3 separate regions of the Homo sapiens genome follow, and regions 2 and 3 are each linked to region 1. Evidence: chromatin loops called from intact Hi-C (ENCODE). Cell type or tissue: PC-3. All regions are shown on one strand.

Region 1 (8,000 bases):
TAAGAAATCATTGGAAACCCTGTTATCCATGACCACCATCCTACGCTAAAAATTAAAGAAAGAAGAGCACTGGAGTTAAAGTTACATTCCCACTCAAACCAAAGACATTTTTGCCTCTTCATATAAACTGTAAACTCCTCTCTCTCTCTAACAGGGTTTGTGTCATATCTCTGGATTCTATCCCAATGCCCTACAAATTGAAGGTACCAAATACCTATTTTCTTTTTTTTATTATTATACTTTAAGTTCTGGGATATATGTGCAGACTGTGCAGGCTTGCTACATGGGTATACATGTGCCATGGTGGTTTGCTGCACCCATCAACCCATCATCTAGGTTTTAAGCCCTGCATGCATTAGGTATTTGTCCTAATGCTCTCCCTCCCCTTGCCCCCACGCCCAAACAGGCCCCGGTGTGTGATGTTCCCCTACTTGTGTCCATGTGTTCTCAGTGTTCAAATCACACTTATGAGTGAGAACATACAGTGTTTAGTTTTCCATTCTTGTGTTAGTTTGCTGAGAATGATGGTTTCCAGTTTCATTCATGTCCCTGCAAAGGACATGGGCTCATTCTTTTTTATGGCTGCATAGTATTCCATCATGTATATGTGCCACATTTTCTTTATCCAGTCTATAATTGATGGGCATTCGGGTTGGTTCCAAGTCTTTGCTATTGTGAATAGTGCCACAATAAACATACATGTGCATGTGTCTTTATGGTAGAATGATTTATAATCCTTTGGGTATATACCCAGTAATGGAATTGCTGGGAAAAATGGTATTTCTGTTTCTAGATCCTTGAGGAATCGCCACCCAAATACATATTTTCTAAGAATGATGATAATAATGAACTAACTCCTCTAATTCCTACCAGAAAATATACTCCATACATAATTAGACCCATGTTTTTCAAAACATGTTTCACAAAAGGTGTATGCCTTGCCACATGGATGGTAGTTCTACTAAAAATGGGAGGAAAAGAAAAATTATTTAGCTAAATAAGATTGAGAAACCTAAGCATAAAGTTAAATAAGTTGCATTACCACATAATTTCTTAAGAAATTTTAAAACATTTTTGTGCATTGTGAAACTCTAAGAGACAGTTAAAATTTGCAACATTTCCCATAATTGTTTGATAAGGAAAACTTATGAAACCTTGAATGGTACCAGTGTCTTACAGACCAAAGTTTAAGAAATGCTACATTAGATGAATGTTGAGTGCCCACTATACACAAGGATAGTGTTCATTGAAATATATCCTTTCTTTCAGCCTTGGGGATTTTTTCATCTGTAAACAGATGATAATAACACCTACCTCACAGGGTTGTCATGAAACTGGAATGAAATCAAATATATGCAATGCCAAGGCTAGCACAAAGAGGGCCAAAATGAACTCTCCTTCTCTGTCCATAAAGGCATTACTGTGGGGAAAATGAAATAGTCCTGAATTTTACTGCACTTATACACACCTCTGTATAGGTTTGTATGCCTGGGGACAGAAATGTATCATATGACACTTCATTGTCTGGTTCAGGAGTTAAGTCAGTCCAGCCATGGCCATCTCCCACCCAACTAGATTTAGTTCCTTAACTTCACAAGCCTCCATCCACCACTGCCTTCCTTAATTAGACCTATGGTCCCTCACACACAGTCAACACACTTGTAAAGACCCAGGCATTCAAGCATAAACCAGAAACATAGTACATCCAGTTGCCAAAATGGTTAAGTACTTTTTTAGCGAAGGATCTTAAGCAAATATATATATATATATATGTTATTTAGGGTCATGCAAGTGCTGAACAGTACACTAGAACTGCTTTTAGTTTCTAATCTTTTAACAACACTGCATGGCAAAGTTGATTAAAATAAATATTTAAATAAAATCTAAGTTGAACAAAGCATTACAAAAATGTTTAAGCCTCAAGTGCACGCAGCCACAGAATATGCTCTTGGACATTGCTCCCTGAAAGGGCTGCTATCCCCCGCCTCCTTGAAGGCACCCATGTCAGGGGTTGCCCCATCCAGGGAGCTGGTCCCTAGTTAAGAATATGAGCATGTGTGCGCAGAAAGGCAGGGAACAGCACGAACAGCCACGCTTCTAGAAGGTTCTAGGGAGAGGGCAGGAGCAGCGCAGAGGGAATAGGAATGAGCAGGCAGAGGACCTGGGGTCACGAGACCGTTGGGTGAAGAGGAGCCAGTGGCCAGGAAGGTTCTAGTGTGTTCTGTCTCCCGGCAGCCGCCTGCTTCTACGAGGTCATGCCAAGCCAGCACCTGGGCCTGGAACCAGCCACAGCCCCTTAGCTTTGCCCACCGCCTCCCGAAGTGAACACGCTTCGGGCCTTTGTGAAAATGTGTAAGCAGGATCTCAGCGTTCTGCACACCAAGGAAATGTGCTTCCTGAGGGAGTGGGTGGAGAGCATGGGGAGTAAAGTGCCACCTGCTAGTCAGAAAGCTAAATCAGAAGAAAATACCAAGGAAGAAAAATCTGGTAGTAAGAATGTGGAGGAAGACTTAAAGGCAGATGAACCATCCAGTAAGGAAAGTTATCTAGAAATTAATAATGAAGGTGTGATTGAACCAGACACTGATGCCCCTCAAGAAATGGGAGATGAAAATGCAGAGATAACAGAGGAGATGATGGATCAGGCAAATGATAAGAAAGTGGCTGCTGTTGAAGCCCTAAATGATGGTGAACTGCAGAAAGCCATTGACTTATCACAGATTCCATCAAGCTGAATCCTCACTTGGCTATTTTGTATGCCAAGAGGGCCAGTGTCTTCATCAAATTACAGAAGCCAAATTCTGCCATCCGAGACTGTGACAGAGTCATTGAAAAAAATCCTGATTCCACCTAGGACACAGGAAATTACAGAACATCGGAGAAAGTATGAGCGAAAACGTGAAGAGCGAGAGACCAAAGAAAGAATAGAAAGAGTTAAGAAGACTCGGAAGAGCATGAGAGAGCCCAGAGGGAGGAAGAAGCCAGACAATAGTCAGGAGCTCAGTCTGGCTTTTTTCCAGGTGGCTTTCCTGGGGAAATGCCTGGTAATTTTCCCAGAAGAATACCTGGAATGGAGGGGGCATACCTAGGATGGCCAGAAGGCCTGGACCCAATGAAATTCTTAGTGATCCAGAGGTTCCTGCAGCCTTGCAGGATCCAGAAGTCATGGTGGCCTTCCAGGATGTGGCTCAGAACCCAGCAAATATGTCAAAATACCAGAGCAATCCAAAGGTTATGAATCTTATCAGTAAATTGTCAGCCAAATTTGGAGGTCAAGCCTAATGCCCTTCCGATAAATAAAGGCATTGCTGAAGGAAAAGCAACCTAGATCACCTTATGGATGATGCAGTAATACAAACCGGTGTACCTCTGACCTTCTCATCAAGAGAGCTGGAGTGCTTTGAAGATAATCCCTACCCCTCTCCCCCGAATGCAGCTGAAGCATTTTACGGTGGTTTGCCATTAGAGTATTCATTCAGATAATGTTTTCCTACTAGGAATTACAAACTTTAAACCCTTTTTAAACCTTAAAAATATGTAAAACAAATTTAAAGGGTCTGTTAATTCTTATATTTTTCTTTATTAATCATTTTGGATTTTTTTATTTGAATTATTGGGCAGGGAAAATACTTATGTATGGAAGATTATTGCTCTAATTTGAGTGAAATAAAAGTTTATTAGTGCGAGGCAAAAAAAAAAAAATGTTTAAGCCTCTTGTGATGCACAATTCATCAGTGATACATTAGTGCCCTCTGCTGCTGGCTGAGTTTTCCAACAGCTCAGAATTTCGGTATGGCTTTTCTTTTTCTCCTTTTTTTTTCCTCTCTCTCTCCTCTTCTTTTAAGAACATTGCAGTGTATTGTTTTGGTTCAACATTTTACACATAAATTAATAAAATTAGTAGAATGGTAATCAGGATGCATGGGATTATTTTAAATTATTATTGCTTGTGTTTCGACATCAACGCAAAGAAATTTCTTGATCAAAATTACTTAGAGATTTCATATTGAGCTGCAATCACGGAACACAGCATACATTATTGCTCCTTAATTGTAAAATATTCTATAAAAGGTAACTTATGTAGCTGGCCTGATAGCATATCATATAGGTTCCAATTTTTAATGATTATAAATATAATAATTTACCCCTCATTTTGCCTGGCTTATTTCTTAGGGTTGCCAGATTTAGCAAATAAAACTATGTCCCAGGTACTTTCATGGAACCTATTTCTACTAAATACTTATACTAAAAAATGCTAAATTCTTAGGTAAAAAAAAAATATTTACAGTTGATCTGAAATTCAAATTTAACTGGATTTCCTGTATCTTACCTAGTGACCTTATCTATTCTCATGTGTGCTCTGAATTTCATAATTGAAATTCTTTTCTGTTATGATAATCAGAGTTTATCCTACCGTAATAATGACTAAAACCAAACACATTTCTTTATTTTCTATTTCTTTCCTCACATTTTGTGAAACGCTGAGTAGGTTTTCACATAACAATGCTTAATGCACAAATTGACATAACAAGGTTTGTTAGTCATGAGATTAAAAGCATTTGTTCTTAAAAGAAGAGTTATTTAATTAATGGATGGATTAAGTAAGAACAATCCTGAATTCCTCAACTTCCTTTATGGAGCAACAAACATACTATATAAAAAGCATATAAAAATTCCGTTTTACGAATGGTAAGTTTGAAAGTGAGGCCACCCAGATGCAACATTATGCTAAAGCAGTGATTCTCAAGCTTGCACAGCTGAACTTGTGGAAGTTTTTTGGGATTTTGTGTGTTTGTTTTTGAGACAGATTCTCACTCTGTCACCCAGGCTGGAGTACAGTGGCACAATCACAGTTCACTGCAGCCCCGAACTCTTGGCCTCAAGCGATCCTCCCACATCAACTTCCCAAGTAGTTGGGACTAGGTGCACCACCATGCCTGGCTAATTTTATTTATTTATTTATTTATTTATTTATTTTAGAAACACGGTCTCACTATGTTGTCCAGGCTGGTCTCAAACTCCTGGCCTCAAGAGATCCTTCTGCCTCAGGCTCCAGAGTCGCTAGTATTACAGGTGTGAGCTACTGCGCCTGGCCAGAGAGTGCTTCTTGATTTTAATATACACATGAATGAAACAGATTGATCTAGCAGAATCTGGGCATTTCTAATTAGCAACTAGTTGATGCCATTGCTGCTAAGCCAAGGACCATACTTTGAGAAGAAAGATTTTAGAAGAGACCAAAAAAGAAAAAGCAATTTGTTTCAAAATGGAACTGTATAATGTCTGTGAGAATTGAAAATGCAGATTACTTACCACCACATTACTGCCAGAATGTAATGATAACTGCCACAGAAACGAAGGATGGGAGCGGAGATGAAAGAAAACGATTAATCGTCCTGTGGTGGTGTTCAGTGTGCCATCTTCAGTTCCTTTATCGTTTTCTGTCACAGTATCTCTCACTGGCAAAATGGAATTAATATTTGCTCCCTCACTACTTTTTCAGAATTTGAGAATTTGCATTAGATCATTTTATATGCAGCATCCCAAATATGCAGTAATTTAAAGCATACAAGTTTAGACCACATTAGAATTGAGTTCATAGTTTATTTCCATCAGACCTCTTTTAACCATTTTGGTCTGTTGGAGTTTAAGTAGCAAGATGCAGATTGTGCAACCATGTGGAGCTGATCAAATCAACCCCTGAAAGTGTAATTGGTAAATCTCTTCAAGTGCTTTTGAAAAATTAATCAAGACAGGTTTGGTGAACCTTTGCTGAGAGTGTCATTAGGACAAATGACTTGGTTCCCAATATATTATCATAAAGGAAAACTCCAGCTGCAAATCCCAAGGTGACCCATTTATCTCACTTGAATGGAAAATAATGACTTTTTAAGCACTGCAAATAATTCCGCTGGTTTAAAATCAATTTGGTTAATACAATTAAATAGAACTATTTGATCTTTCAGGTTCAAAAACCACCAACTTGACTCAGACATTAACATTTTAATATGGAAACAGCCACCATAATCTTCCAATGCCCTCAAAAATGGTTTATAGGGACACGTTGTAGAAAACAGTGCATATAACATTGTCTTTAAAATCTTTCCAGAATTAATAATATAAACTGGTATTGAGGTATTCTGCCTTAAGCATTCATATTTCACCTCAAAGCCAATGCCTTTTTTTTTTTCACACAGTCTCACTTTGTCACCCAGTCTGAAGTGCAGTGATGTGATCTCTGCTCACTGCAACCTCCATCTCCTGGGTTCAAGCGATTCTCCTGCCTCAGCCTCCTGAGTAGCTGGGACTACAGGCATGTGCCACCACACCCAGCTAATTTTTGTGGATTTTTTTTTTTAATACTTTAAGGACTGAGATACATGTGCAGAACATGCAGGTTTGTTACATAGGTATACACGTGCCATGGTGGTTTGCTGCACCCATCAACCCGTCATATACATTAGGTATTTCTCCTAATGCTATCCCTCCCCTAGCCCCCTACTCCCCAACAGGCCCTGGTGTGTGATGTTCCTCTACCTGTTGTGTTCTCATTGTTCAACTCCCACCTATGAGTGAGAACATTTGGTGTTTGGTTTTCTGTTCCAGTGTTAGTCTGCTGAGAATGATGGTTTCCAGCTTCATCCACGTCCCTGCAAAGGACATGAATTCATCCTTTTTTATGGATGCATAGTATTCCATGGTGCATATGTGCCACATTTTCTTTATCTAGTCTATCATTGATGTGCATTTGGGTTGGTTCCAAGTCTTTGCTATTCTGAATAATACTGCAATAAACATACATGTGCATGTGTCTTTATAGTAGAATGACTTATAATCCATTGGGTGTATACCCAGTAATGGGATTGCTAGGTCAAATGGTATTTCTGGTTCTAGATCCTTGAGGAATAGCCACACTGTCTTCGACAATGGTTGAACTAGTTTACACTCCAACCAACAGCGTAAAAACGTTCCTATTTCTCCACATCCTCTCCAGCATCTGTTGTTTCCTGACTTTTTAATGATCACCATTCTAACTGGCATGAGATAGTATCTGATTGTGGTTTTGATTTGCATTTCTCTAATGACCAGGGATGATGAGCTTTTTTTCATATGTTTATTGGCCACATAAATGTCTTCTTTTGAGAAGTGTCTGTTCATGTCTTTCTCCCACTTTTTGATGGGGTTGATTTTTTCTTGTAAATTTGTTTAAGTTCCTTGTAGATTCTGGATATTAGCCCTTTGTCAGATGGATAGATTGCAAAAATTTTTCTCCCATTCTGTAGGTTGCCTGTTCACTCTGATGATAGTTTCTTTTGCTGTGCAGAAGCTCTTTAGTTTAATTAGATCCCATTTGTCAATTTTGGCTTTTGTTGTAATTGCTTTTGGTGTTTTAGTCATGAAGTCTTTGCCCATGCCTATGTCCTGAATGGTATTGCCTAGGTTTTCTTCTAGGGTTTTTATGGTTTTAGGTCTTTCAATTAAGTCTTTAATCCATCTTGAGTTAATTTTTGTATAAGGTGTAAGGAAGGGGTCCAGTTTAAGTTTTCTGCCTATGGCTAGCCAGTTTTCCCAACACCATTTATTAAACAGGGAATCTTTCCCCATTGCTTGTTTTTGCCAGGTTTGTCAAAGATCAGATGGTTGTAGATGTGTGGTGTTATTTCTGAGGCCTCTCTTCTGTTCCATTGGTCTATATATCTGTTTTGGTACAAGTACCATGCTGTGTTGGTTACTGTAACCTTGTAGGAGCCTCGTAGTATAGTTTGAAGTCAGGTAGCACAATGGCTCCAGCTTTGTTCTTTTTGCTTAGGATTGTCTTGGCTATACAGGCCCTTTTTTGATTCCATAGGAAATTTAAAGTAGTTTTCTCCAATTCTGTGAAGAAAGTCAATGGTAGCTTGATGGAGATGGCATTGAATCTATAAATTACTTTGGACAGTATGGCCATTTTCATGATGTTGATTCTTCCTGTCCATGAGCATGGAATGTTTTTCCATTTG
Region 2 (8,000 bases), 190 kb before region 1:
GTCTGTGCATGTAAATTATTTCTCAATAAAGCAAAAGATTTTGAAGATTACTGTTTTATAAGAACTATGCACTTCAAGAAGTAATGCTATGAGCATTTTTCCTTGGGAGATGGAAAACTTCAGGTATGTTCTATTTGAGAAACCACCTCATAGGAGAGAATATATGGCATTATACCTAGCATAATGACAGTGCAAAATATAAGCCCTTTTAAAAATGACAAACCATCAGTCATTTGAGGAATCAAAGAGGAAAAAGTGTTGTTCCAAGCCCTCATTAAAATTTCACTTTTGCTTACCTGTCATAATAGGTCTTAAATCAATTCTCTGATTACGAATTGCCTGTTGTAATATTGTCTATTAATTTTAGCCTCTGTTTCAGAAGAGTAGAGAAAAATATTTTAACTCAAAGAAGGAATCAGGGAAATGTGATTGCAAGCCAAGGTGAACAAAGGCATTTTATGAAGCCAGAGTGATTGGTAAGTGTTCTGAGATCTAAGAATTAAGAGCTATGCCACTTGTGCCTGGTTGCTCAATAAGAAAATGCTTTCATTTTTGACAATTTGCAAAAAGACTTCGACTGGCAACAGCAGTCCATAAATGTATTCAAAATATATATCTTACATAGGCTTGTAGGACTCAAGCCAATGTTTCTCAGCTCTTTATTACTGGACACCCCTCTCAGTGAATATTGCAGATTCCGAAGCTCCTTCATTTGTGCGTGCGCACACACACACACACACACACACATTTATCTTTCACCCACTGAGTGGGTTTTGGAGTCATGTTTCATCTTCCATTTATTAGTCCCATGACTTTGAGCAAGTTACTTAACCTCTCTGCTTTCCAGTTTCCTCATCTGTAAAATAGAATAATAACAGAATATACCTCAGAATTCCTTAAAGGTTAAATATGATTATGTATTTAGAATAGAATCTAGCTAAAAGTAAATCTTAGTGAATGCTAGAAGGAAAGCAGCAATTCAGTGGAGATTTAGAAATGAAAGAGACTTTAGATATTATCAATTTATAAATGAGAACACTAATGTTTAGAAAGGCAAATTGACTCCCTAAAATTACACAGATATTTGATGGCAGAGCTGGTACTAGAACATAAATTTTCTGACTCCCAAAACAATACTCTTTCCAATACTCCTAGTCTTTTCTCCTCTGCCCCCCAGCTTTTGCTATGCCAGGCACCCATGAATAAGAAGATATGGTGATGAACAGAATTAAGAGACCCATATTCTACTCCCAGACTGATGCCTCCTTCAACTTCTTATTTCTCTTTTATGAAATGAAGGGATTGGAACCATATGATTGCAAAGATTCTGATCAGTAATAGCAGCATTCTATGATCCTACTGACAAATCTAAGTTCTGCACCATTTTTATGGGTGAAGAGTGAGACAGGAATCACTTTCACCACCTTCTACAGTCCTCTGCTCTGTCTAATCACTTTGTGAAGTTGTCCAGTCTTGCGCTCACCTCCTTGCTATCTCCTGCCCCGATGTTTTCACCTTCTGCCTGGAGCAATGTGGGGAGAATGTAATGAACACAGATGAAGTAGGGAAAGGAGATCTAGGGAAGCATCTCTAGCAGGAGATTAGAGAACTAGTGTGTTCCTCATGCCTGATGGTTCACACAACAGGTATCTAAGTTAAAGAGCAACCAGTAGTTCCATAAGGGCATGGATCACATTTTGTGGAAATAAGCCACAGAAGAAATCTAAGAAATTATTTTAATTCTGTTTCTAGAACAAAGTATATCTTTATCATTAGAAGGGTGCTCATTTACAGTAATACATGAGTTCTATAAGAACAACAAAGGGTCAGGCATGGTGGCTCATGCCTGTAGTCCCAGCACTTTGGGAGGCTGAGGCAGATGGATGGCTTGAGCCTAGGCATTTGAGACCAGCCTGGGCAACATGGCAAAACTCTATCTCTACAAAAATACAAAAAATTAGCCAGACATCATGGTGCACACCTGTTGTGCCAGCTGCTTGGAAAGCTGAGGCGGTAAACTCACTTGAGCCTGGGAGGTCAAGTCTTGGGAAAAAAAAATACAGGATGTGGTAAGCATATCTATCCCCCAGGTTAAAGGAAGCATGAAGGTGAGCTAGACCACTGTGATTAGATAAAGAAAGCAGACTCAGTGGCCTCTACACCTGCTTTTGCATAACGTGAGACAGACCCAGATGCACAGAGAGCTCTGAAATGTCATGAAGGAAGCAGATGAAGAAGACAGTACAGGACAGAGGTAAAATGAACAGGATGGGATCACACTTGTTCTTCAGGTAGAACTGGGAACACGAAATGGTTGCCTATTTGGTCCCTCAGTTTCTTTTCCTATAAACCCCTCTTAAGCCCATCATGTCAAAGGGCAGAGCCAGAGAAGCTAATCCACACAGGTAGAAACAACTAGTTGAACAGTTCATCAAACATGAAGTCAAAGTCTGGACACTGAGTAGTCCTACCCTTCACCCAAAAAGGGGACAATGCAGGGATCCACCTCATATGATGAACAGAGGAAAGAAATAAGGATGCTTGACTTAGAGAAGAGATCCATCTGGGGCAGAGAAGAAAGTTTCAAATGTGAAGGGATAAGATGTGGTAAAGAAAAGAGGTTGCTTGTCCTTAACTAGAGTGAATATCATTCTCCTCATCCCTGGGCCAGCACTGGCTTATGCCTGTTGACCCAGGACTAGTTTAGCATTTGTCCCATTTGAGGAATTTTTATTAAAGCTGCATTAAAATAAGTCAGGATAGGTTTGGTAGACTTCCACTTTGTACTTCCAGCTTCTGCCATAATTCTTACTTGGCTTTGTGTAAGGCACACAGGGCAGTGAACAGAGATCTAACTTTAACACATGGTTTAAAACGAAAAGATGATCAACAATCCATCTCTCTTTTCCCAGCCCTTTTCAGAGCAACGTGATTAATAGCTCACTTTCAAGAACAGCATGCAGGGTGCATGCTTGCCCACATGACAAAAGATACTCAGATACAAGCCCACATGACAAAAGATACTCAGATCCAAGCACTCGCGAACTTCCAGTGTCGGGTGGTAGGAGACTACTCATCATTCCTCCCTCTGCTGGCGATTTCATGAATAAGCCAGGTGGACCAGCCTGTGTGAAATGCCTAAATGCATAGAGACGCCAGGCTCCCAGCTAACCATTGAGAGGGAAATGTGGGAAATTACATTACATATCAGAGTACAGTCTGAACAGTTTCACCATAGAATGTATCATAGAAAGTAGTCTGAAAGCTCTTACCAAAGTGATTTTGTCATTTATAATATGGTGTTCAGTAATTTTTTTATTTTGTAATAAACTCTTCAGCTGCAATGATCTTTTTAAAAGTGCCTATTAATAAAAAATTAAGTATTGAATTTCTACGTCTCAAGAACATTTGTTAAGACTTACTTACCATCCACCATGAGGGCCATCGTGATATCACTGACCACATGAAAACCTGAAGACAAACCTAAGAAGCATCCTCATCTACTTCAAAAGTTAATTATTTTAAGACGACTATGCCCAGAGATGAAGATTTAGCACTTTCAGCTGCAGAACATGTGTTTATGTATTATTCTGTGAGGCATGACTTTTTATTTATATCAAATGACTGTTCTTCTAAATAAATTTCACTTACTTTTTATTCCAAATATTTCTGTGCATATACAAAAGGTAAAGTGAAAGCTGTGTGGAGTGACTCCATAAGCAGAAAAAAACTTCAAAAGTTGAAACTGTCAGTTTTATGTCATTGTCATTACTGAAGTTTCAAATACAATATCAGTTAATTCCAAAAATAGCTCCAGTATTTCCAGTATTTCTGTCTATCTCATGAAAAAATTCAACAGTGAAACTAAAAACTTTTGTAGTAGACATAGGATTTTTGGAGTACAGTGCTATGGTAAAAGCAATATTCTTACTAAGTTAAATCAGACCAGACATGGTAGCTCAAGCTTATAATTTCAGCACTTTGGGAGGCCAAGGCAGAAGGATTGCTTGAGGCCAAGAGTTCAAGACCAGCCAGGGTAACAGAGTGAGATGTCTCTACCAAAAGAAAAAATTGTTTTAAAAACCAACTGAAAAGGAAATAGTAGTGATGATTCTATGGCATAATAATTGTATGACACTTTAACAATTGCCTTATATCTGCGTCCCAGAAAAATGGGTCAATAGGTCAACAGTAGTGAGAAGTGTGAAAATAAGTATGTGAAAATGCTGTGAAAACAGTCAAGGGCAACACAGATGCAAGCTATCATTATTAATAAATTGAAGCATATATTTACATTTTTAGTATATCCTATATTTGATCATTGGCTATGCAAATCACTGTTTTATATACTCTAAGATTTTGGTCTTCTGTGTTCAGGTTTTCAGATTTCTGTTTCTTAGGCTGGGCACACTTTAATTTGTGTTAACTTGCATTTAGTCCTTCCACAGAAGCATGTTTTACCCCCCAAAACAGCTCATATGAATGTTAAGGTAAGGGTCCCATCTCGCATTTTCCTGTTCAGCCCTCACAGTGTTTAGATCAATGTTTAGCAACTCAGAGGTCTCAGGAGACAAGACTGGCATCATAAAAATACTTTCTTCCACATTTGGTAACAATAAAGTCTCAAATCTTTAGCACATTTTTTTCTCATAAAGAGTAAGCTCCATTCTGTGAGCCTTCCCTGCTACCTCCTATTATTCCCCCATGAAGTGAAATGTTACTATGACCAGGATTCAACAAACAAAACTAACATGGCTCAAATCCTTAAAACCCTAAGAATACTTCTCAATATAATAGAATTCAGATCCACTGGTGTGCCCAGCAGCTTTTGATCCCAAGGAAGATAAAATGTGTGCCTTACTATCTAATTCTTTTTCACTCCCTTCAATTGCAGTGGGATCCTTTTATCATTATTTTAATGTTTCTTTGCCTAAATGGCTGAAAGCCTTCATTCCGTGCTCTTGAGAGCTGATCCGAATCACACCCACAGAGCATATTGTGTGAACTTGCAATTATTTCCTGTGAATGCTCTGTAAATGTGTTGAAATCAAGCATGAACATTTCCAGCCAAACTGCAAAAATTTTTTTCAGGACCTTTGCAACATCCCAAGCTCTGAAAACAAAGAGGGTTAATGGTAGTTTGTAACACAAAAATTGCAGATGCTCAATTTACAGAGGCAAAGGTTTCTGTTTCCACATTCATAGTTTTAATGTTTAAATAGTAAACCATAAATAGTATTTGAGCAATCACCAGTCCTATTCCATTTCTGGACAACTGTTACAAAAGAAAACTTCCATAACAATTGTAAGGACAAAGGGGCTCACCACTGTCTCCTGATACACATAATGGGAAAAATATTTGTGAAACCATTACTGATGTATGGTGAGGGTTCCCTGGCAGTCATTTCATCATTACGCTGTGGTGGGAGGGAAAGTACATGCCACCGCAAGAAGAAGGAGAGTATAGGGTCAAGAAAGTTCCGACCAGACAGGAAGAGAAAATGGAAGCCCTTCGTGTTTCAAACCCCAGTGGAATATGGGGAGGAGAGAGAAGCAATAACAGATAAAATACTCATGATTTCACTTATCGCCTCTGAAGCGAAACCCTGGGAGGAAAAGACACGGTAGAAGCATCCAGGTAGATATGGGCGAGCACATGAGTTAGTGGGATTTGTACTGGCAAGCTCCCCTCGGCATAGTTTGGGGAGCCTGCAAGGCACAAGAGTAAACATACCCAGGGCCTCATCCCAAATAGCATGGGAACAAAAGTTCAGACTGGTAGAGAGAGGAGGCTAAACAGAAGGGCCCTGGCAGCGCTCCTGGCTTCCCAAGGCCCAGGAAGGTTCACAAGAGATCTGGGACCTCCTGTCCGCCCTGGATCAGGTGTTCCAGGACAGGAGGGCCTGTGGAGGATTGCAATCAGGATAAAACGGTTACAGCATCCAAGAACTGCATGGCCAGAGGCAAAAGCATGAACTCGGTGCTAGGTACCTGATCTCCAAGTAGCCAGATAGGCCCATCTCCAACAGCAGCTCAGGGAACAGACTAGTTCAGCTATCACGCAGTAAAGACCAGTGAGGATGCAAAGGGCCCCGCATGCATCGGAAACTCCCGTGTCTACCCTGCTAACGTGAGGTCACACATGCCCCACACCCTGATCTATCCAGGGGCCATCCTAGAGGGGGAGGGGCATGAGGTGGAAATATAAACGACTAAACACTTACCCAAAAGAAACTAAGTCATCCGAGAGCGACTATTTAAATCCCAAGGTTCTGGAATAGCGTTAATTGGCAAGTTTAAAGTTGGTTTCCGCGTCTTTCCCTAACTACTACCATCCAGGAGAGTGCGGTCGGTAAGGAAGATCGCGTAAGTTTTAAGAAACAAACTCTATTTCCTTTGCACATCTGTGTGAGACATGTGAGTGTGTCCTACCACTACCCACAGTCCTGAGTGTTCCTTTGCCACGCCCTGATTCTAAGATGATTGATTTTATTTCAAATGCTTTTTTTCGATCCCAGGTTAAGGTTTCTTTTCTTTTGCTGGGTCTCATCTCATCGAGATGCACCTGAGAAAAAAAATTGAGAGCTGGAAAAAGATGGCCAAACAATGTCCACACTGCCCTAGGAGAACCAGTGGGGTGGTGTTTCCACACCGTGGGGTCCCGGGGCTGTGCTGACTTGAGAACTGGCAGAGGGAGGAAGTGCGTGCGCGGTTCCACCTGATGACGTCAAGCGTCCTGAGACCTCCTCAGAAGCATTCATGACCAGACTAGGAGACAGCAGGGCGTCTAAATGTTAGGGAAGTACCCCATATATCCCCATTCTCTGGGTCCTAAGTGAAACACATACTCCCTTCCAAATCTGTGAAGCCTAGTGATAGGTGGTTAAGGCAAACCACTCCTACACACAAACACGCACACACACAGCGATCACGTGTTAAACAGCTCCTGTTCCCACCGCCGCCATCGCACGCTATCACCAAAGCAACGAGGCAAATCCATCCCCTCCACCGGTCCTAGGGCAGAAACTCCTACTTGAGACCCCCACATTGTCCCTTTGTGAGTTATTTGCCTTCGTTTAAGCTTGCCCTTAATGTTCTATTAACTCTTCAAACCGTTTTTGGAAAGAGAAAGTGAATGAATACATTTATTTTATTTTTATGAGAATAAAACCACTCCAATTGCTCTGGGAAAGGAGGAAGAGGGCATAACTCTGCCTTTTCCAGGCGGGCTAGGGCCCTGCTGGAGAGGACCCTATGACTTGCCTTCTCTGTTCTTTAGCCTGCTTGAGGCAAAGTTGACTCCCACTCACAATTTGATTTGCTTTCATCTGTCCAAGGCCTGCTGTTGTTTCAGATTTAATCGTTCAGCCTGAGACTCCATTCCGTATAGTGATCTCAAAGACCTCTGCCTCCTTCTTCTAATTAGTCTTACTCCAATTGCAGAAGCCAACTTATATTTTCCTTCTGCATTCTTTTCTGGGCAGCATGCCCAAGGTTAAAGAACACACACAGTTGTACTCTGGCTTGATCTTTAAAAGTGCTTGTTCTTTCTTCCCTTCTGCCTTGTAAAATGTCTCCTTTCTCTCACAGCTCAGACAATAGTCAGCACCTGGGAGGTCTCTTATTAAAAATCAAAAAGAAAAGCATTCTTCTCCCAAATAATTTTCTTCCTCCTTGAGACCTGGTGCCCGTTGGATGATAAGTCCAGGACACATTGATTATATTTCCCAGAGTTCTTTCCTCTATTTCTACTTCTAGAAATTTAAAAAAAAAACAGCTATGCTCTATCAATATTTAATGATAGCAATTATCTTGAACTGGCAAAAGTGCCTTCCATTATATAAGGTAGAAGGACAGCATTTGTATAGTCCTTGTATAAAGATTCTTGTTCCATTACATCTACTAGGGGGAACAATGTAATAAATAATTAACTAACTAAAATTGTTGCAATGAATAATAACATGGTCAGGAAGGACTTCCATCAATATACAAAGTCAATC
Region 3 (8,000 bases), 320 kb before region 1:
AGGGAGAGTATATTTGATATACTTCCTAAGAGCCCTAGAATTTTCAGAATGATAAATGAACATAGGCTTCAACTTAAAGTCACCAGCTGCATTAGTCCCTAACAAGAGAGTCAGCCTGTCCTTTGTCACTTTGAAGTCAGGCATTGCCTTCTCCTCTCTAGTGATGAAAGTCCTAGATGGCATCTTCTTTCAATAAAAGGGTGTTTCATCTTCATCGAAAATCTGCTGTCTAATGTAGCCACTTTCATCAATGATCCTAGCTAGATCTTCTAGAGAGCTTGCTGCAGCTTCTACATCAGCATTTGGTGCTTCACCTTGCACTTTTATGTTATAGAGATGGCTTCTTTCCTTAAACTTCACGAAACAACTGCTACTAGCTTCAAACTTTTCTTCTGCAGCTTCCTCACCTCACTCAGCCTTCACAGAATTGGAGAGAGTTAAAGCCTTTCTCTGAGTTAGGCTTTGTATTAAGAAAATGTTGTAGCTGGGTGGATCTCCTATTCAGACCACTCAAACTTTTCTCCATATAGGCAATAAGGCTGTTTTGCTTTCTTGTGTGTTTCCTGGAATAGAATTTTTAGTTTCCTCCAAGAACTTTCCCTTTACATTCACAACTTGGCTAACTGCTTGGCACAGACGTCTAGCTTTCAGCCTATCTCAGCTTTCAACATGTCTTCCAAGCTAAGCTTAATAATTTCTAGCTTTTCATTTAAAGACATACAGCTCTTTCTTTCACTTCAACACTTAGAGGATATTGTAGGGTTATTAACTGGCTTAATTTCAATATTGCTGTGTCTCAGGGAATAGGGAGACCCAAGGAGAGGGAGAGAGATGGGGGCACAAGCTGATGGAGCAGTCAAAACACACATATTTACTGAGTAAGTTTGTCATCTTAAATGGGCATAGTTCATGCAGCCTCAAAACAATTACCATAGTAACATCAAAGATGACTAATCACAGATCACCATAACAGATATAATAGTGAAAAAGTTTAAAATATTGCCAGAATTACCAAAATGTGAAACAGAGACATGAAGTCAGCACATGCTGTTGGAAAAATGGTGCCCATTGACTTGCTTGAAGCAGGGTTGCCACACAAACCTTTAATTGGTAAAAAACATAATATCTGTGAAGTGCAATAAAACAAGATATACCTGTCCAGCATGAAGACTATGGTTAATCATATTGTGCTGTATACTGCAAATTTCCTAAGAGAGTAGATTTTAGGTGCTCTTACGACATTAAAAAAGGTAATTATGTGAGACAATGGATATAGTAATTGGCTCGACTGTAGTAATTATTTCACTATGTCAAAACATCATGTTGTATGCCTTAAACATATACAATTTAAAAATTAGGAGATTTTTGGCAAGATAGAGGAATAGAAGTCTCTACCAATCATTCCCCAACAAGGACACCAATTTAACAACTATCTACACCCAAAAATCACCTTCATAAAAACCAAAAATTGTCCGAGTGCAGTGGCTCCTGCCTGTAATTCCAGCACTATGGGAGGCCGAGGCGGGCAGATCACCCAAGGTCAGGAGTTCAAGACCAGCCTAGCCAACATGGTAAAACCCCATCTCTACTAAAAATACAAAAATTAGCTGGGCATGGTGATGCGGGCCTGTAATCCCAGCTACTCAGGAGGCTGAGGCAGGAGAATCACTTGAACCCAGGAGGCAGATGTTGCAGTGAGCCAAGATCGCACCACTGCACTCCAGCCCAGGCCACACAGCGAGACTCTGTCTCAAAAAAAAAGCACTCAGTGTACCTGGCTTTAAAGATTAAAAACTAAATACATCAAAATACATACTTAAATAATGGAATGATGTATTTGAAGCACTCTATACATAGAGAGCACTCAAAAAATGGTCGCTGTTTCTTCATCTATAAGTTGGGGATAATAAAATACCCACCTCACAGATAGTGGTGGGGACCACATTAGTGAATGTGTAAGGAAATATACAAGCACGGCATCCAGTGCTTCATCAAAATCAAGAGACATTTACTATAGATGAGCAGGTGTGTGTGTGTGTACACACACATGTGTCTGCAAGAGTATGTTTAGTTTATTGTATTTTCCAAACCATCATACAGACTGGAAAAGAACTAACTTGTTACTTTGGGAAAGGCAGGAAATTAAAACGTCTAGCTTTGCCACATGTTTGATAGCCTATATGGTTGACATAGGCTAAAAACAAACTATGTAAGTAAGATAGTAAACATAGTAAAATTCCCTAGGAAGCTATGAAGTTGCAACCATCTAGTCTGTAAGGCAAGTTCATTTATTCTCATGGGTGTCTATCTCATAACTTTATCATCACACTCTGTAAGATTCATCACACTTTGGTTCCTCCTTCCTCGCTGTGAGATTCAGGCTTGCCCACCCTGGCTCCTAATCTCCTCACATAGTTTTCTTTTCCTAAGCTTTTCAATACAACACAAATTAAAAACGATGCATGAACATTTGCTTAATTTTAATTACAAAGTTTGAGATTTACTGCGACTTGAGATTGGCTTAAAGTCTTTTCAAACTATTAACAGGTCAGATATTCCTTCTAAAGCCCTCATCTTGAGAAGATAGAATTCCTCATTAACAGCAAGCATTCTTCTCTCAAACACGAGATAAATTAGATAGTTGATTGTTGTTGTCCGATGAAACAGTTCATCAGTAATGCCCATTGCTTGAAATATAGACCTGACCTGAATGAAATTATTATGGAAGACTTGAATACCTAGTTTTTTGGTGCTAATATGTAATAAAATAAATCTTGATTCACAGAGTTTTGAATTCTCTCTTTGCTTTTGTCCACCAACAGATATTCAAGTCATTATTGTAAGTTTAGCCACCATAGAATAGTCAGTATATGGACAAGATAATTTTCTTATTCTATTTTATCATTATTTTATTTCAAACTCATTTCTTTACTTTTTTTTTTTTTTTTTTTTTTTTTTTTTGAGACGGAGTCTCACTCTGTCACCCAGGGTGGAGTGCAGTGGCACAGTCTTGGCTCACCACAACCTCTGCCTCCCTGGTTCAAGTGATTCTCCTGCCTCAGCCTCCTGAATAACTGGAACTACAGGGACAGGCCACCACGCCCGGCTAATACTTTGTATTTTTAGTAGAGATGGGGTTTCACCGTGTTAGCCAGGATGGTCTCAATCTCCTGACCTCGTGATCCACCTGCCTCGGCCTCCCAAAGTGCTGTGATTACAGGCATGAGCCACCGTGCCCAGCCCTCAAACTCATTTCTGATCTGAAAATAATCTGCCACCTTCTCTGCATTTATATTGGGTATATATAAATTTGGCTATATGTTTAATAGGCCCAAAATAGCAGTGTCTTAAGACAGAAGTTCATTTCTTTCTAGTCATGAAAGCTGGTAGGACAGCCCTGTTTTGCAAATGCATTAAAAGATCTAGGCTCATCTGGATGTAGTGTCTCACACCTGTAGTCCTCACACTTTGGAAAACTGAGGCAGGATGGAAAACTTGAGACCAGGAGTTCAGGGCTGCAGTGAGCTATGATCATGCCACTGTACTCCAGCCTGGGCAACAGAGCAAAACCCCGTCACATGCAAAAAAAGACCCAGGTTCCAACAGCCTCAGGTTTCTGTTCTCATCTACCTGGTGCAAAGTAGCTCATCTTAATCCACATTTTGAGCAGCAGGATAAAGAAAGAGGGTGGGAAAAGGGGGAACATTATTCCCACCCGCTTTCAGGAGGTAAGAGTTTCAGAAGTCCAACACGTCTCTGCTCCTCATATCTCATTGGCCAGTGATTAGTCACATGGTCACACCTGGCTAAAAGGTAGGTTTGTAAATAAGAGTTTTTGTTCTAGAAGCCAGGTGCACAGCTAAAAACCAGTGGTTCTATTGTGGTAGAAAAAAGAGACTGAACATTGAATCTGAATTATTAGTCCCTGTCACAATTTTTTTTGAGAAATCTAGTGATAATTAAACAATTCTGCAAAGCATTTTCTCTCAGTAGGACTTTCTTGAGTTGGGAGAAAAAAAGTCAAACCTAGGGGAAAAAAATAAAGAATTACCATTGTGGATACAGGCAGGCCGATAAAATGAAAAGGTAAAAGAAAAAACTACTCCCAAAATTTTGAACTTCACAGATATCTTTCTTCAGTCTCTTTTTTGCCGTAACACTGAGTTTTCTAAAAGTCTGTTTATTCTTAAACATCAACGGGACATAAGTTCTTTTAATTTTTATTTTCACAGTTTGGGTGCTTGAGATTTTTTAAGGCAGATTTTTCCTGGAATTAGACAGTTCAGCAAACTTTAAGAGGCCAGATTTGCCTGGTTGAGTCTACAGAGAGGAAAGCTTGTGGTTAATCTGCTAGATTTAATATTAGTACTCTTCATTTGTATATATTACAGTCTGCCTACAACTATCAGGTACTTAACCTCATGATATATAACAACCTCTTGAAGTAAGAGCAGAAAACACAACTGCAGTTTTTCTAGCCCAGAGGCAGCTGGTAAATGTAAAGTACACTGGAGCAAAAGGCCTGGGCTCTGGCCTTGAACCTTCTTCCTGGCCATGTGGTCTTCAGCAAGCCAAGTAATCTCTCTGTAATCACTATCAATTTAATTGATTGTGACAGGTACAAGTGGAAATCTGGGTGCACGAGAACCTGATTTTCTTGTTGGATTAATGTCACATGGAGTCTAAAGGCACTATTGATTTAGATACTACAGGGAACCTGTACTCAAAGGGATGTGAATATTTTCTTAAAAGCAAATACAATAAAAACTGTTGTATTTGCCAACTGTCACAATTGGCACAACACCAACCTGGGTATCAGAAATATTTCCACCCCAAACTGCAATCCTTTCTGGCAGTAGGTGTCTCCCAAAGCCACAGGTTTGCTTTACTGCTTCCTCTTCCTGTGTTTTGTGATGGTTGGGGGAGAGTCTTAAAAGACCTTTTCAAAGATGAGTTTATTTAACTAGTCTCCTCTTTCTGTGTGAAGCCTGACAATTATTAAAAATGTTGATTCTATTTCTGAAGTTTTGTACTCCAAAAATGTGCATTAAAGAATAAAGTTATAAAATAGTAACTATTCAGGAGAGTAATCATTCACTAAACAAACGTTTATGAAGAGACAATTCTGTGCCAAGAAAATGGAAACTACCCACTAACGTAATCAAGGACCCCCCATTTTTCTAGGAAAAAAAGAATGAGTTATTTTTTAATTTTTTTTCTTCCTCTTTCCTCCTCTTCCCCTGTTCCCCACTTCCTACTTGGCTCTTTAGAAATGTAATTATAACCTTCTACCTTCCCTTCACCAGACACTCCCTACAAGGCAAGTTCATCTAACTGTGTGCTTAGAAGCTTCAGAGCTGAGACCTCTCCCACCAGGAGATTGCCTTGAGCAATTTACACTTAAAGTAAGCCTGCTATGAAACTCTTTCCCACTGGTAGAGCATCTTGAAACAATGGCCACTTTACAATCTAGTTCTGCCCTCAATGACGCCAGGCTGACCACTCGGTGGATAAGGCACGAAGTCACATAGATCCCCACCTGTTGCATCCCTCCCTGTGTGCCGTTCATGCCAAGTTCCCCTTTAAAAGCCCTTGCTTTCTGCCCCAGAAGAGAAGCAATACCTTTAAGGCAGGTAGCCTGTACTTCTTCCCCTAAGCTAGCTTTGGAATAAATAATTGCTTTGTTTTTAATTTTGTTCTTGTTTTTTTGTTTTGTTTTGTTTTTTGAGATAGGGTCACACTCTGTTGCCCAGACTCAGACTGGAGTGCAGTAGCATGATCATGGCTCACTGCAGCCTCGATCCATCTCCCGGGTTCACATGATCCTTCTGAGTATCTGGGACTACAGGTGCACACCATCACACCTGGCTTATTTATTTATTTATTTATTTATTTATTTATTTATTTTGGGTAGAGATGAGGTTTCACCATGTTGCCCAGGTTGCTCTTGAATTTCTAGCCTCAAGCAGTCTGCCCATCCTGGCCTCCTAAAATGCTCAAATTACAGGCATGAGGCACCGCACTGGCCAAAAGTCACTTTCTTTATGTCAGACCTTGCTGTTAATCGGACTGTGCAAGTAACAAGTGACTGAATCTGCATTTCTGTTACATTCATGGCTTAAAATACAGTAATATATAAGGCATTGACCATATTTTCAAAGACATGACAGCCCAGCAGGTGGGACCATCACATATACAGAGAGCTACAAATCGGAACAGATGTGTCATGATGAGGAAATTCTGCAAGAAGCGGCAATTAGCTGGCCTGGAGTGAGTGCTGGGTGGGTGGAGAAGGAGGGTCAAAGAAACAATATAATACGGTGGTTAGGAAAGCTTGGGCTCTGGGCTCAGAAAGACGGGAGTTGGGTTTAAGGCTTTGTTGTACAGTAGCTCGGTGACAGCAATTAACAATATTATAATGGTTAATAATCCTAATAATAATAATATGCTATCTGTATTTTAGTGTTCCTGAAGTACCATCAGCTTCTTAAAACACAATTATGATTCAGCTGGGTAACAAAGTTGTCTCATCTCTCTTTTAGTTTTAAATTTCCTACTAGAATGCCTCTGTCCCCGAACATCTCTGACAAGGTGCCAATGGCATCACTGAAATAAGAATAACTCAGATAGGTAAAGGGGTGACTGAAGATATTTCAAAATCCTACTTAAACCTTTTGCTGGTGAAAATATGCATGAAAGAGCTATTTTCACTATCATATGAAAAATCCTTTTTTGGCACATACTTTGAGGATTAAACAGAGATTAAACAGCTACCTTTTTTAACCTCCTGCCTACAGAAAGCTGACAGAAAATTTTAGGAATCACCAAATTAGGTTTGTACGTGGGTGCACAAAACCTGGGTTATTTTTCTTTGTCACAACAAAATCTGAGATGTCTTAAAGTGACCTCACAGGCTGTGAATGCCAGAACTTGAATGAAACGGAAGGATTTTGTCTTTAAACTTAACCTTGGAAGGAAAGAGAGTGCTTCTCAAGAATAAAGCCTGTCCTCATCAAATGGCTACTTCTCATTAAGCCAGGTGATGCCAGAGAAAAAACACAATAGAAAGTAAAATCGAGGCTGTAAACTTGTATTTAATCTTGTCAGTTCTTCATCCTCTGCCCACTCTTCAGAAAACCAGATGGACAAGAAGATGGTAATCTTGAAAAGCAACAAAAAATTAAAAACTTGTCACGTGCCCAAATAAACAGCATTTCAAAGCCTCCTCTGACTTTGATACATAATTATTTTCGTGCTTTCTTTTGTGGTTCTTGATTTGTTTATTTTTAATATAAAAGGAATTGTTTTGTTGAGCCTTTTTCCCTCAAGTTTATCTCACCCATTTCAATGTGTTACAAAATTTACTAAACACTGAATAAATTTAAACATGAATCACCATAGTGTCCTATTTTAGTTGAGATAGTTGAGAAGGTCGGTGCTAAGGCCTTGTGCCTATTGTGGGAAAATTGTTTTTCTCCAGTTCTTCCGAAAGAAAAACCAGCTCAGCCACTGTGGAGCTGCAGCCCCCAACAAATCCTACTAAATGTGTGATTTTGGGTAAGCCTCTTGACTTTTTTAAGATTCCATTTCTGGTCAGCAAATGGGATCATAATACCCACCTCATGGGCTGTTGTAAGGTTCAAAATAATTAATAAATGTAAAATGCTTAATCCACAGTAAACACTGAACAAATATTAATTTCCTCTTTTTCCTCTCCACACATTTTCTTCTAATGTTCTCAGTCTTTTCTTCCAATAGAATAAGACTATTTTTATAGAATAGGATTAAATGACTTATAGCTACTAATAAAACATACCACATAATCCCACAAGTTATTTAAATATAAGACCTATCTCAAATTTCACAACATGTTGTAAACCAGAGACACATAAGACTTACTATGTTAAGAAAATAGAACTTCTCCAGAGACAGGCCTAATGTGCACCTAAAAATTTGATTGTCTTTTGTTCTGTTCTATCTGGTACATCATCTGTATCATT

What was found. Hi-C counts contacts between places; a loop is a spot of excess contacts. Peaks named below come from ENCODE experiments on the same cell type or tissue, not always from the same donor. Only the 100,000 strongest peaks of a DNase experiment are listed, where the experiment ranks them.
Region 2: a loop joins it to region 1, with 2.7 times the contacts of the local background. A loop is called at or near these places in 5 of 110 quality-filtered maps.
Region 3: a loop joins it to region 1, with 11 times the contacts of the local background. A loop is called at or near these places in 17 of 110 quality-filtered maps.

The regions. Positions count from the first base shown.
Region 1 is chr12:57,979,074-57,987,073 of GRCh38, reverse strand. It overlaps the pseudogene ST13P8. Among named protein-coding and RNA genes, the nearest start is that of ATP23, 42 kb to the right of the region's middle. In PC-3, a CTCF peak has its summit at 3,767 (motif pointing left); DNase peaks (open chromatin) are centred at 2,773 and 3,753.
Region 2 is chr12:58,171,568-58,179,567 of GRCh38, reverse strand. It overlaps LOC105369786 (a long non-coding RNA gene), which reads left to right and starts at 1,574. Exons shown (of 3, transcript XR_945004.3): 1 at 1,574-1,646; 2 at 2,091-2,254; 3 at 2,913-3,032. RefSeq lists an enhancer at 5,698-6,897. In PC-3, CTCF peaks have their summits at 2,891 and 3,093 (motif pointing left); a DNase peak (open chromatin) is centred at 3,087.
Region 3 is chr12:58,299,423-58,307,422 of GRCh38, reverse strand. No RefSeq gene overlaps it. Among named protein-coding and RNA genes, the nearest start is that of LINC02403, 220 kb to the right of the region's middle. In PC-3, a CTCF peak has its summit at 4,858; a DNase peak (open chromatin) is centred at 4,812; H3K27ac peaks cover 713 bases.